Regions from separate parts of the Homo sapiens genome. Here region 2 is linked to region 1. The links are chromatin contacts, found by Hi-C or POLR2A ChIA-PET in ENCODE. All regions are on one chromosome and are shown on one strand. The core of a region is the stretch at or near the end of the contact, and the rest is flanking DNA. Distances in the headings are between cores, read along the strand shown. Region 1 has its middle 6.0 kb from the start of LINC02247. Region 2 overlaps RXRA (retinoid X receptor alpha).

Region 1 (5,551 bases), core at 919-3,418:
GTAGTGCCAGACGCAGAGGACACAATAGTGACTGAGGCAGCGGCTGTCCCTGCCCTGGGGCTGACGGTTTGACAATTAATTACAGGGATAGGTGGTGAATGTTAGGCTGGGGGAAGAGGTGTGACAGCAGAGGGGATGCCTAATTCAGGCTGAGAAGGGAGAAGGCCTTCTGAAGAAGGGGCATGGCATAAGTCTCAGAGCAGCCAAGCAAAAAGAAGGGAAGCATGTTTCCAGCTGAAGGAGCCACATGGTTGAAGGCCCAGATCCAGAAGGGGAGAGGAACGGACCAGGCTTTAGGAGGTCCTGCCATGGGGAGGGGGGCTGAGGACGGAGGTGAGCAGGGACAGGGGTGCTGGCAGAGACGGTGCCCGGGACCTGCCTCACCTAAGCCAGGGATTCTGCACCAGAAGCTCGGATGTGTTTATGTCAGGGCAGGTCTAGATTTGGGAGAGACAGAAAGCCTGTTCAGTCTGCAGGCCTCTTTAAGAAAATGAATACTGGCCAGGCGCCGTGGCTCATGCCTGTAATCCCAACACTTTGGGAGGCCAAGGCAGGCAGATCGCCTGAGGTCAGGAGTTCAAGACCAGCCTGGCTAACATGGCGAAATCTCGTTTCTACTGAAAATACAAAAATTAGCCAGGCGTGGTGGCAGACCCCTGTAATCCCAGCTACTCGGGAGGCTGAGTCAAGAGATTTACTTGAACCTGGAGGTGGAGGTTGCAGTGAGCTGAGATCTTGCCATTGGACTCCAGTCTGGGGCGACAAGAGTGAAACCCGTCTCAAAAAAAAAAAAAAAGGCCAGGCGCGGTGGCTCACACCTATAATCCCAGCACTTTGGGAGGCCAAGGTGGGTGGATCACGAGGTCAGGAGATGGAGACCATCCTGGCTAACATGGTGAAACCCCATCTTTACTAAAAATACAAAAAAATTAGCCAGGCATGGTGGAGGGCGCCTGTAGTCCCAGCTACTCAGGAGGCTGAGGCAGGAGAATGGCGTGAACCCGGGAGGCGGAGCTTCCAGTGAGCCGAGAGCGCACCACTGCACTCCAGCCTGGGCGACAGAGCGAGACTCCGTCTCAACAAAAAAGGATACTAACTTAGGAATCTAAAATTAGGTCTACGGCCTTGCAGGAAGGCCCTGCGACAAGTGAGGTTGCAGAAGTTCCAGCTGTACCACCTTCACAGCAAAGCCCCATCCATCCACACACCTTCACTTCCCGCCATCTCCCCTAAAGCCGTTCTTCGTTTATGGTCCATGCGGTCACCCTCTTGACCATGCTTACAGGGCTTTATCTGCCCAGAGCTAAACTAAGCCTGCCCCATCCATCCCTCGTGGTCCAGCCCTGCTTCCTTAGTTTTGATTCAGCTCTTGGTCACCTGTCACCACCTCTCTGGAGCCTCTGTCAGAGTCTTTCCTTGGGACTCTGCGGGGCAAGGCATTGGTAAACTAGGGTACACGGCACAGGTGCAAGAGGTATTATCTTCATCACGTTAGGTCATCTGTCTGAAGTGGGCCTTTTTACGTATGTTGTCCCAGGAGGCATGAATTTTAAAGTCCTTTCCCCTTTAAATGAAAAAAGAAATTCATTTGAGAAAGCTTAGAAAATTTTTAAAAGTAAAGCATAAGAAACACACACACACAAAAAAAACAAAAATAAATAAAGGATAAGAGACAAAAGAAAAATACCAGTGATCTCACCATGAAGAAATAACCATTATTTGTGCTTTGTTTCATTTCCTGTTAGCCTTTTTTATCATGAATAAATTCATAAATTTTTTTACTTAATTCAGATCATACTATATTTACCACTTTCTACCCTGTTTTTCAATTAAATTATTAATTTAATTTGATTATTTAATTATTAATTATGATTGTACATTTTCCATCAAATTATTAACTTAATAAGTATTTTTCAATTAATTTTCAATTAGGCACATTTTATTGTCCCATTAAATACCCGTAAGCTCTCATTGGTAATGGTAGCAACGGGGTCTGGCAGACAGATTTATAGCAATTAACCCGGCTCCTCCCTAAGATAACTCCTCTGACGAATACCCTTGTCCATACACCTCTGTGGGTTCTGGGCTGTTTTCTTTGCATGACTCCCCGGCCAGGAAACTGTAAGTCAGAGGTGTGTTCACTGCGTCCCCGCAGCCTGGTGAGCTCAGGAAGGGCCTGGCTGCCACCTTTGTGGTATTCTTGAGAGCTATTTGTTGGTGTTTTCTTGAGGATTGGTTTTCAGTTCTTTTATGACTCAGGCCTGTGAACCTTTTCTCATATTCTCACCATCCACAAAACCGATCATAACCAGGCATCCCCCTGCAGACTGACAGAATTTATCTGAGCAGGGTCCATTTGTCAACTGCCCCGTGCCCATTTTTCCCCCTGAGATGCGGTCAGGGTCCCCAACCTCTGGCACCCTCACAGAGAGGAACTGGAGGTGTGCTGGTGAAGGCAGCGTTGGTGATGGGTGCAGGTAAACTGCAAGGCCTGGGCCCTGCCCAAGGCTGTGATAGAAAAGAGGGACTGTTCTCCGCAGGCTTGCCGGGGGAATGGGAGGAGGCAGTGACCTGAGCCCAGAGACACAGGGCAGGGAGGGGACACTGGCAGGGGGTATGATGCAGCTCGCCCAAGGTGACCTCTCAGAGAGGGAGCTGGAGAAATCAATACCCTGACCATACCTGACACGCCTCTCCGAGGCTGGAGGGCTGAGCTCTTCGTTCAGTCCCTAAGGGTCAGCCTCCAAGGCCACAGAGCCACATGGAGGTCAGGGAGGAGGCTCCCAAGAGGCCAAGGATGACCTGTGGCTCAGTCAGCTTTCTTTCTTTCTTTTTCATTTCATTCTCTTTCTTTCTCTCTCTTTTTCCTTCCTTCCTTTTCCTCCCTCCCTCTCTCCCTTCCTTCCTTTCTTTCTTTCTGTTTCTCTCTCTCTTTCCTTCCTTCCTTTTCTTTCTCCTTCCTTCCTTTCTCCCCTCCCTTCCCCTCCCCTCTCCTCCCTTTCTCCCTCCCTCCCTTCTTCCTACCTTCCTTCCTTTTATCTCTTTCTCCTTCCTTTCCCCCCTCCCTTCCCCTCCCTTCCCCTCCCCTCCCATCCCTGTTCTCCCTTTCTCCCTCCCTCCCTTCTTCCTTCCTTCCACTCTTTCTTTCTTTCTTTCTTATTCTTTCTTTCTTTTCTTCCTTTCTTCCTCTCTTCCTTTCTTTCTTTTTGTCTCTGTTGCCCGGGTTGGAGGGCAGTGATGCAATCACAGCTCACTGCAACTTGGGCCTCCTGGGCTCAGGGGATCCTCCAGCATCAGCCTCCCAAGTAGCTGAAACTACAGGTACACACCACCACGTCTGGCTAATTTTTTGTAGAGACAGGTCCTCACATTGTTACCCAGGCTGGTCTTGAACTCCTGACCTCAAGCTGTCCTCCCACTTCAGCCTCCCAAAGCACTGGGATTCTAGGTGTGAACCACTGCATCTGGCCTTTCTTATTGATTTATGAGCACTGTTGATTATGATGGCATTGACCATCCCACGAGCACCAGTGCCACAATCTGCTTCCATCTTTATTGTCCTGTGTGAGCCGTTGTGGGAGGGACAGGTTGTGCGTGGGGACATTTTTGCCTTCAGTACCCAGGTTTGTCAGCTTCCCCGCCTGCTAAAGAGACAGTGTTAGGCAGCTTTTAAAATACTGCCTTGGGCAGACAGATGCCCACAAGATTTGGTGCAGTGTGGGCAATCACCGGGAATTATCATCAATTTATTTGGAAGAACTAAAAACAGCAACAGCAAAGGCTTGAGAGTTTGCACTCACCGACTCCAGAAAGAGTTTATCTTTAAATGTAAACTTAATAAGTTCATGCTTGTAGTAGGCAGATGCCGAGATGGCCCCCAGTGATCCCCACCTCCTGGTGTTCGTGCCCATGGATGGCCCCGCAACCTGTGTAACCAATAGCACGCTGTGGAAATGCCTTGTGTGTCTTCTGAAGCTAGGTCATAAAAGACCTCATGGCTTCTGCCTTGCCCTCTCTCAGGTCATGTGATCTGGGGGAAGCTGGCTGCCATGTAAGGACACTCAAGCAGCTCTGTGGAGAGGTCCACACGGGGAGGAACTGGTGACTCCTGCCAACAGCCAGCACCAGTCTGCCAGAGATGCGGGTGAGCCCCTTGGAACTGGATCTTCCAGTTCCATCAAGTCCTGTTAGCCCAGCCAATATGTTGACTGCAGCCTCTCGAGAAACTCCAAGCTAGATCTGCCCAGCTAAGCTGCTCCCCAGTTCCTGACCTATAGAAACTGTGGAAGATTATAAATGGTTATTGTTGGTTTTATTACAGCCACTACGTGTTGGGGGATAACTTCTTATTCATCAATTGATAACTTGTATATACTCGAATGCAAACCTATGGCACATGTGAGATGAAGGATTGGAATCCACATTCGAGGAATTCAGATGAACCGGTTAGAACACCCATCAACACAGCTTCCACCACAATCTTTGGGAAAAGAGCTCAGGACCGAGGGGTGGGAATTCAAAACTCCATGGAGCCGCCATCCCTTTCTGGGCCTCAGTCTTCCATTTGCAAAATTAAGGAGTTGAGCTTAGAAGGCCTGTTCCAGCTGTGAGCTTCTGAGATTCCAAGACCATCATCCAAGAGTCCTGCCTCACTCCTGACACAAGCTCCCTTCCAGGGGCTGAGCCAGGGCTGCACCTGCACCCCACTTTCAAAAGCACCAGAGAACAGAATGTTGCCCTGGCTGACCACAGCTGCCCTGTATTAGTCAGGGTTCTCCGAAGGAAAAAAAAAAGAACAGGGTAGAGGTATAGAGATGTAGAAAGAGGTTTATGATGGGACTCGGCTCACACTATTATGGAAGGTGAGAAGTCACGTGATCAGCCATCTGTAAACTGGAGGTCCCTGAAGCTGGTGGTGTAGTCCCAGTCTCAGCCCAAATTTCAGAGAACCAGGAACGCCAATGGTGTAGGACCCAGTCTGAGTCCAAAGGCCCAAGAACCAGGAGATCTGATGTCCAAGGGTAGGAAGAGATGGATGTCCCAGCTCGAGACCAGAGAAAAAGAACCCACCTTTCCTCCGCCCTCAGTTCTATTCAGGTCCTCAGTGGACTGGACGATGCCACACTGGTGAGGGTGGATTTCCTTTCCTCAGCTTACTGATTCAAACCCTAATCTCTTCCAGAAGCACCCTCACAGACACGCCCAGAAATAATATTTTGCCAGCTGGGCATCCCTTAGCCTCGTTGAGTTGGCATAAAATTAACCATGACATCCCCCTTAGGGCTTTCTAAAAACATTGAGATATAACTTCCATACCATAAAATCCACCATTTTAAAGTGATCAAGCAGGTGGCTTTTAGGGTGTAGTCAGAGAGTTGTGCAGCCGCCACCACTATCAAACTCCAGAAAGTTTTCATCATCCATCCCCCAAAAAAATTCCATGGCACTGACCGGGCATGGTGGCTCACACCTGTAATCCCAGCACTTTGGGAGGCCGAGGCAGGCAGATCACCTGAGATCAGGAGTTCGAGACCAGCCTGGCCGACATGGT
Region 2 (5,716 bases), core at 1,794-4,293, 89 kb before region 1:
GCATTCAAGACAGAGCTGAGAGGTGAAGACACTCACTAACTGGGGCATGAGGGCTAGGGTTTTTGCAGGAACCCCACCCTGTCATGCCTACTCCCCTGAGAAGCCCACCATGGGAGCTGCGGCCACAGGCCTCACACCAGGCCCAGCTACATTCAACCAGATATGCACGCACCACCTTCCCCGAGTCTTGCAGCCGTTGCTATGATCACCCACCACGCTGGCAGGGCTGCCAGATGCCCATGGCGGCCACTGTCCAGGGATGCCCCAGGCGCTAAGGGGCACACTTAACCTGGGACCAGGCTGCCTGAACCACCATGGTTCAGAAGAGGAAACAGCCCCAGAGCAGCATCCACTCCCAAATTCTTCACAGCTTAGAGGCAGATGTGGACAGGAGGGGCACACCTGGGCCAGGCAGCTGGGAGGTGCAGGCCAAACTCTTGACAGACCCCTGGTCCTCTGTGACCCAGCCTCCTGGTTGTGTCATGCCCCCTTCACCACCCTGTGTGTGCCCCAGTGCTACAGGGAGAAGAGCGCCCAGGTCGCTCATGGCTTTAGGCTGACGGCAGAGCCGGCTGCACCCCTCCCTGCCCAGCTCGCCCTGCACTTGGTCCGATGCCCCAGACGCTGGCTCAGGAAATGTCAATTCCCTACTGTCATTTCCCGCTTCCCCATGATTCCCGGGTTTCCCAGGGCAGGATGGGTTTTTTTTTTTTAAGAAGAAGCCAAGTAACCACCTGCAGAACTGGCCCCTAACAGGGACGAGCAGGCAGGGTCTGTCCCTAGAGGGCTGAGGGGCTGGCAATGACCGGCCAGTGACTGTGGGACTCGGAGCCCCATCCCAGAGTGCCTGCCCAGGGACGGGTTCCCAACGCAGCCGCTACTCCTCCACTCCCACGACTGGCACAAACCTCAAGGGACGCCCATCCCCAAGGTGCAACCCGCACGGCCAAAATGAAGTCCTGAACCCAGGGGCCAGGACCAGGGACCGCAAATCTGAGGCTGGCCCTTTTAGGAGAGCTACAGGGCATCTGATTTTACCAGGAAGCACCCACATCCCCCAGCCTAAAGATGGCTAGGGTAAGCGAGAATTCAGGTAGCCTCATGGACGGAGTCACCCACCCATCCCAGGGACCCAGAAGTCAGGAGGGCTTGGCCCAGCCAGCGCCAAGGAGGAAGCCAGAGGAGAGCCGTGATGGAAATCGCGCAGCTCTGGGGCCAGGCCTGTCCAGCCACGCTCGCTCCACTGGTTCCCAAAAAGGAGCTCCTGCCATGGGGGTACAGGGAGGAGGTGGGCTCAGGGCCACCCACCTAGAAAGATGCCAAGGGGCCCCGGAGAGTCCTGAGAGCTGCTTTCCAGCCACAAGGCCGGAGACACTCGGTAAGCTGACCTGTGCCCCTGTACGGCCATTCCCCCCGGGGCATCGTGAGCAGACCACCCATCTGCTGCCTGGGGCAGAGGCTAGGAGGGTGGGAGGGCGGGAGTCAAGCCCCAGTCCTGGCAGAGTCCCCGTGGAAAGAAGCGGAGTCACGGAAAGGGCGTGACCAAAGGCGTGGGGCCACCAGGAAGCTGGGAGCCCCAATCGCCTGCATGTGACGTCCTTCCCACCCTCCCCCTCTGCAAAATGGAGGCTCTGACACCGGGGCTTGCCCTGCACACTGCACCAAGCCAGGTGACTGTCACGGCCCCCTGCAAACACACAGACTCCATCATGTGGTAGAAGAGCTGCCGTAGGCCGCAGCTACCACAGCTCAAACACCTAACTGCAGGTGCACGCCAGGCCAACATTTCATTACATGAGCTCACAGAAGTGTGGTGACAAGGGGGAGCCGCTCCTCCTGCCCCCGTCCTGCAGGGGAGGAACCAGGGCTCAAGGAGGCGAGATGTTTCCAAGCCCGGAACAAGAGCTGCCGGGTCAACGCCTGGAGGCCTGGCTTTCTGAAGCCTCGGTCCACCCCTTGGCCACCCCTCGACCACCAGGGTGGCCAGACACAGCAGACACCCATGAGCCCTGAGAGTTCCAGCAATGACGCCCACCTTGGAGGACGGGTACCAGCTCGGGGACTTGGCAGAATGCTCACCTCTCCAGGGCCAGGCAGGGGCTCCTGGGCAGCGCAGCCTCCCTTCCAGGCCGTACCCCTGAACTGTGTCTAGCACCACCACAGGGCCAGACCTTCGAGGAGGGTGAGTGGGAAGCAGGGGAATTCCTGGAGAAACCCCGCCTGCCCCACAGCCCGCCTGTGTGGCGAGGGGGCCCCCAGCCTGTGGGCTCCTGGGGGTAGTTTCCCTTCAACAGGAAAAGAAATGATTCTTGTTTCATTTTGAGCCATGTTGCTCTCGGTGGCTCAGAGGCCCTGCCACCGCTGCCAGCAGCTCTGTCGTGGAACGGCCAGGCTTTCCACCCTCAGGGCGGCTCTCGTCTCCACCTTCATGTGCACGGCCACCTGGCTCAGGAACACCCCTGCAGTTCCTCAGGTCCCACCTGTGGTGGAGCGTGGCCAGCTCCATGCCAGAGGCCAACACGATGGTTCAGTCGGGGACTCTGAAATGATCAGGGCAGAGGATGCTCCCCCAGGCATGTCCTGGGGCCTGGCATGGGGCCGGCCTCTCTGGGGGACATCCCCAGTCTTCCCACGGCCCGCTGAGCAGCACCATTTGCAGATGGGGGCACCGGTGCTTAGAATAGGCAGGGCATGGCCACCGGGGCCACGCGGTGGACAGAGTCCAGGCAGGGAACCCCTGAAGGACAGAGCACCTGCTCAGCACCCAAGGCTGGCAGTGGGGACCCTCTCCAGCTGGTGCCGGCTTTCCAAGAATCCCCTCCACACCCGTGCCATAAGCCCAGGCCCACCCTAGCACGCAGCATCCTTCCCACAGAAGAGGCTTACCACCCACGCACCTGAGCCGGATGCCTGTCATGTGCAGGGGCCTGACTGGCGGGGCATCTGCAGACGGGGGACAGGGCCTCACCCATGAGACAGACCAAGAACGGGACGTCAGCCCGCTGAGCAGGACTTCCCCCATCACAACCCCAACATGGGCGCCCTCCCTGCCTCTGCCACTCCCAGGGCTGCGGCGGAGCTCAACGACACCAGCCCAGAGGCTCAACTGCACCCAGAGTTGCCTCTTCCGAGCTCAGCCTCAGCACGTCCCTCCTGCCCCGCAGAAACTTGCTGAGGGCCCGGGTCAGGCTCATCACCACTCTGAGCGAGACAAACCACCCCGTGGCCACAGGCGCCACAGGCCCCACAGGCTGAGCCTCAGAAACCTCCCTCCTGGCTGCCGTGCCTGCTGTGTAGGGCCTGGCCCCCCACCCACTGTCCCAGACTGGGGGCTTTGGACTTTGGGAGTGTAATGGGGAGCCCTGGGAACTTCTGGCAGCGACAGAGTGGACCTCCCGCCAAGTGACCCGTGGAAGGGACGGCAATGGAGAGGAGGGTGTGCTGAGCTGGCTTTAGCCTGGCCTGGGCTAGGTCTGAACTTGGCCACTTCTAGGGGCACCCGGGCCCCTACCCACTGTGTGTCAGACTCCCCCTCCCCTTCCCTTAAGCCCAGGGATTGGGGAGCGGACTCCACCCTGCACCAAGGAGATGCCGACCCAGGAGGCCGAGAGAAAAATCCTGCCGGGGAATGCAGGCAAGCGCAGGCTCCGGCCTGCTGCCCCCAGGACGGCCACCCCCATCCTCATCAAGGCTCTGACCCAAGGCCTCGCTGTGTCCCCTCCCAATCCCACCAATCGGCACATATCAGGGTACTGTGGCAGCAGGAGGGGACGAGCCGCTGGCCTGCAGATGCGAGGGTGAACAGGTGGCAGGCAGCTTCTCTGCTCCTCGGTGCCCAGCCCCAAGAACCTGAGACGGGGCTGCAGCTAGCACGCACGGTAACTCCCAGCCTAGCCGGCAGCCCCCAGGGGCCTCGGAAGGAAGGGGAGGGATGGAGAGGCCAGCTGCAGCTATGGAGTCTCTGTCCAGACTCTGGGTGACCCCATCCACAGAGTGCCTCCCGCAGGAACGTCTGCCAGCCCCCTCTGTACAGGCAGAGCCAGACATGGCCAAGTCCAGACCTTGCCCAGGCCAGGCTAAGGCCAGCTCAGCACACCCTCTCCACCACTGTCCCCTCCACTGGTCACTTGGCAGAATGTCCACTCTGTCACCATCAGAACTTCCCAGGGCTCCCTATTACACCCCCAAAATCCAAAGCCCCAGGCCTAGGATAGAGATGCCCAAGCCCTGGCCCCGCTAGCCCTCTGGGGCTAGCCCTCTGCTGTCCCAGGGCTCCCCATTATACCCCCAAAGTCCAAAGCCCCCAGCCCGGGACAGAGGCGCCCAAGCCCTGGCCCCCTAACCCCCTGGGGCCAGGCCTCTGCTGTCCCTGTCCAGCACCCTTCCCAGCCTGCTTGGCCTCACCAACGTCCACTTCTCTGGATCCCACGAGCAACCCCCCGGGGGTGACCAAAGCCAGCGCCCACGTGTGCAGGGAACCCAGCAAAACTGCATTTCCACCATTCTCTCCCCTCCTGACAAATCCGGGAAAACGGGTTCCGTGAAATGGCAACAACGTGCAGTCTGTGCCATCCAGAGGGGCAGGGGACGGGAGCGAGCTGAGGGCGTCCACGACAGGACCGGCCAGGTGGCGGATGTGACTCTCCGAGGAGGACCCAGGAGACCAAACCCCTCCTTGGAGGACCAGAGCTTGGCAGGGAGGTGAGTGGACACAGGCCTGAGGCCACCCTGGAGGAGGCAGGTCACCGGGTCTCAGCCCTCTGGGGCATCCAGCACGAAGGAGAGGAGCCAGAAATGTGTCTTCCAGGGCTTCTGACCCACACCCAGTCCGTCAAGCAGCAGCCCCCACCAAGCAGGGAGGGGGCTCTGTCCCTCCAGAGAACTCACAGCCTCCAGACACCTGGAGACCCTCAGCATCTGCCCCAGGGCACCCGGCTGTCACCTGGCTCACAAGGAGGAGGAGGCAGAGGAAGGACATCGAAGGATGACTCCCCTCCCCATCCAGGTGCAGGAAGACCAGGGAAAGGGGCCGGGAGAGCCCGATGCGCCCAGAATGGCGGCCACCAACTCCACAAGCTAAAACTTCCATGCGCCTGACTCACAGGAGAGGCTCCTGCTCAGGGTCTTTGACTCAGCTTCACACACAACACTAACCTGATGCCTCAGATGACTCCCCAGAGGACAAGCAGTCAGACAGAGGTAATCGTGGGAGAAAGGACCGTCACCAGGAGGCCATGGGGAAAGGTGCACAAATCAAAGTCCAGCAGCCAAAAATACAACAGACCCTGGGCCCCACTCCTGCGTGAGAGCAGAACAACATCCCAAGTCATTCCCAGAAGAGACAGTAAGTGCGCTTCAGGAGACGCTCAGAGTGCCTGACCCAGCACCAGATGCCCGTAGTGACCCCAACACGTGTGCCTGTGCACGCAAATGCACATACACACTCACACACACACTGCTTCTAGCTGAGAACACCAAAGACATCCCCCAACCCTGACGAAGAGCACAGTCTAACAGCCTAGGACCCCTGACGGAAGTGCACAGTCTAACAGCCTAGGATATTTTCTGCATAAAAGTAACTTAATACAAACTCAAACCTCCTGTCACATCAAGAAAGCTGACCTGGAAAACTTCTGCGCCCACTTTACAGATGAGTAAACCAAAGCCAAGAGCTGAAGAGGCCTCTCTGTGGTCACCATGGGGTGCAGCGATAAGT

Evidence for each region. Hi-C counts contacts between places; a loop is a spot of excess contacts on that map. ChIA-PET counts read pairs that join two places held with the same protein, here RNA polymerase II (POLR2A). Pooled maps may share reads with other maps.
Region 2: a loop to region 1 is called in a pooled map, with 14 times the contacts of the local background. The contact joins two enhancer-like sites. A Hi-C loop is called at or near these places in 2 of 168 maps with a recorded cell type or tissue (astrocyte of the cerebellum and endothelial cell of hepatic sinusoid), 4 of 37 single-sample maps with no recorded cell type and 11 of 50 pooled maps. POLR2A ChIA-PET finds 5 or more read pairs at or near these places in 4 of 52 experiments (GM10248, activated CD4-positive, alpha-beta memory T cell, activated CD8-positive, alpha-beta memory T cell and 1 more).

The regions. Positions count from the first base shown.
Region 1 is chr9:134,298,593-134,304,143 of GRCh38, reverse strand. No RefSeq gene overlaps it. Among named protein-coding and RNA genes, the nearest start is that of LINC02247, 6.0 kb to the right of the region's middle. Within about 2 kb of position 2,168, at least 2 of the 41 ENCODE cell types and tissues checked have a DNase peak (open chromatin) inside an H3K27ac peak, as active enhancers do.
Region 2 is chr9:134,388,023-134,393,738 of GRCh38, reverse strand. The region is part of intron 1 of RXRA (retinoid X receptor alpha); the gene reads right to left. Among named protein-coding and RNA genes, the nearest start is that of MIR4669, 11 kb to the right of the region's middle. RefSeq lists a silencer at 462-756 and enhancers at 1,707-1,916, 1,957-2,446, 2,497-2,596, 2,977-3,066, 3,427-3,476. Within about 2 kb of position 3,043, at least 7 of the 41 ENCODE cell types and tissues checked have a DNase peak (open chromatin) inside an H3K27ac peak, as active enhancers do.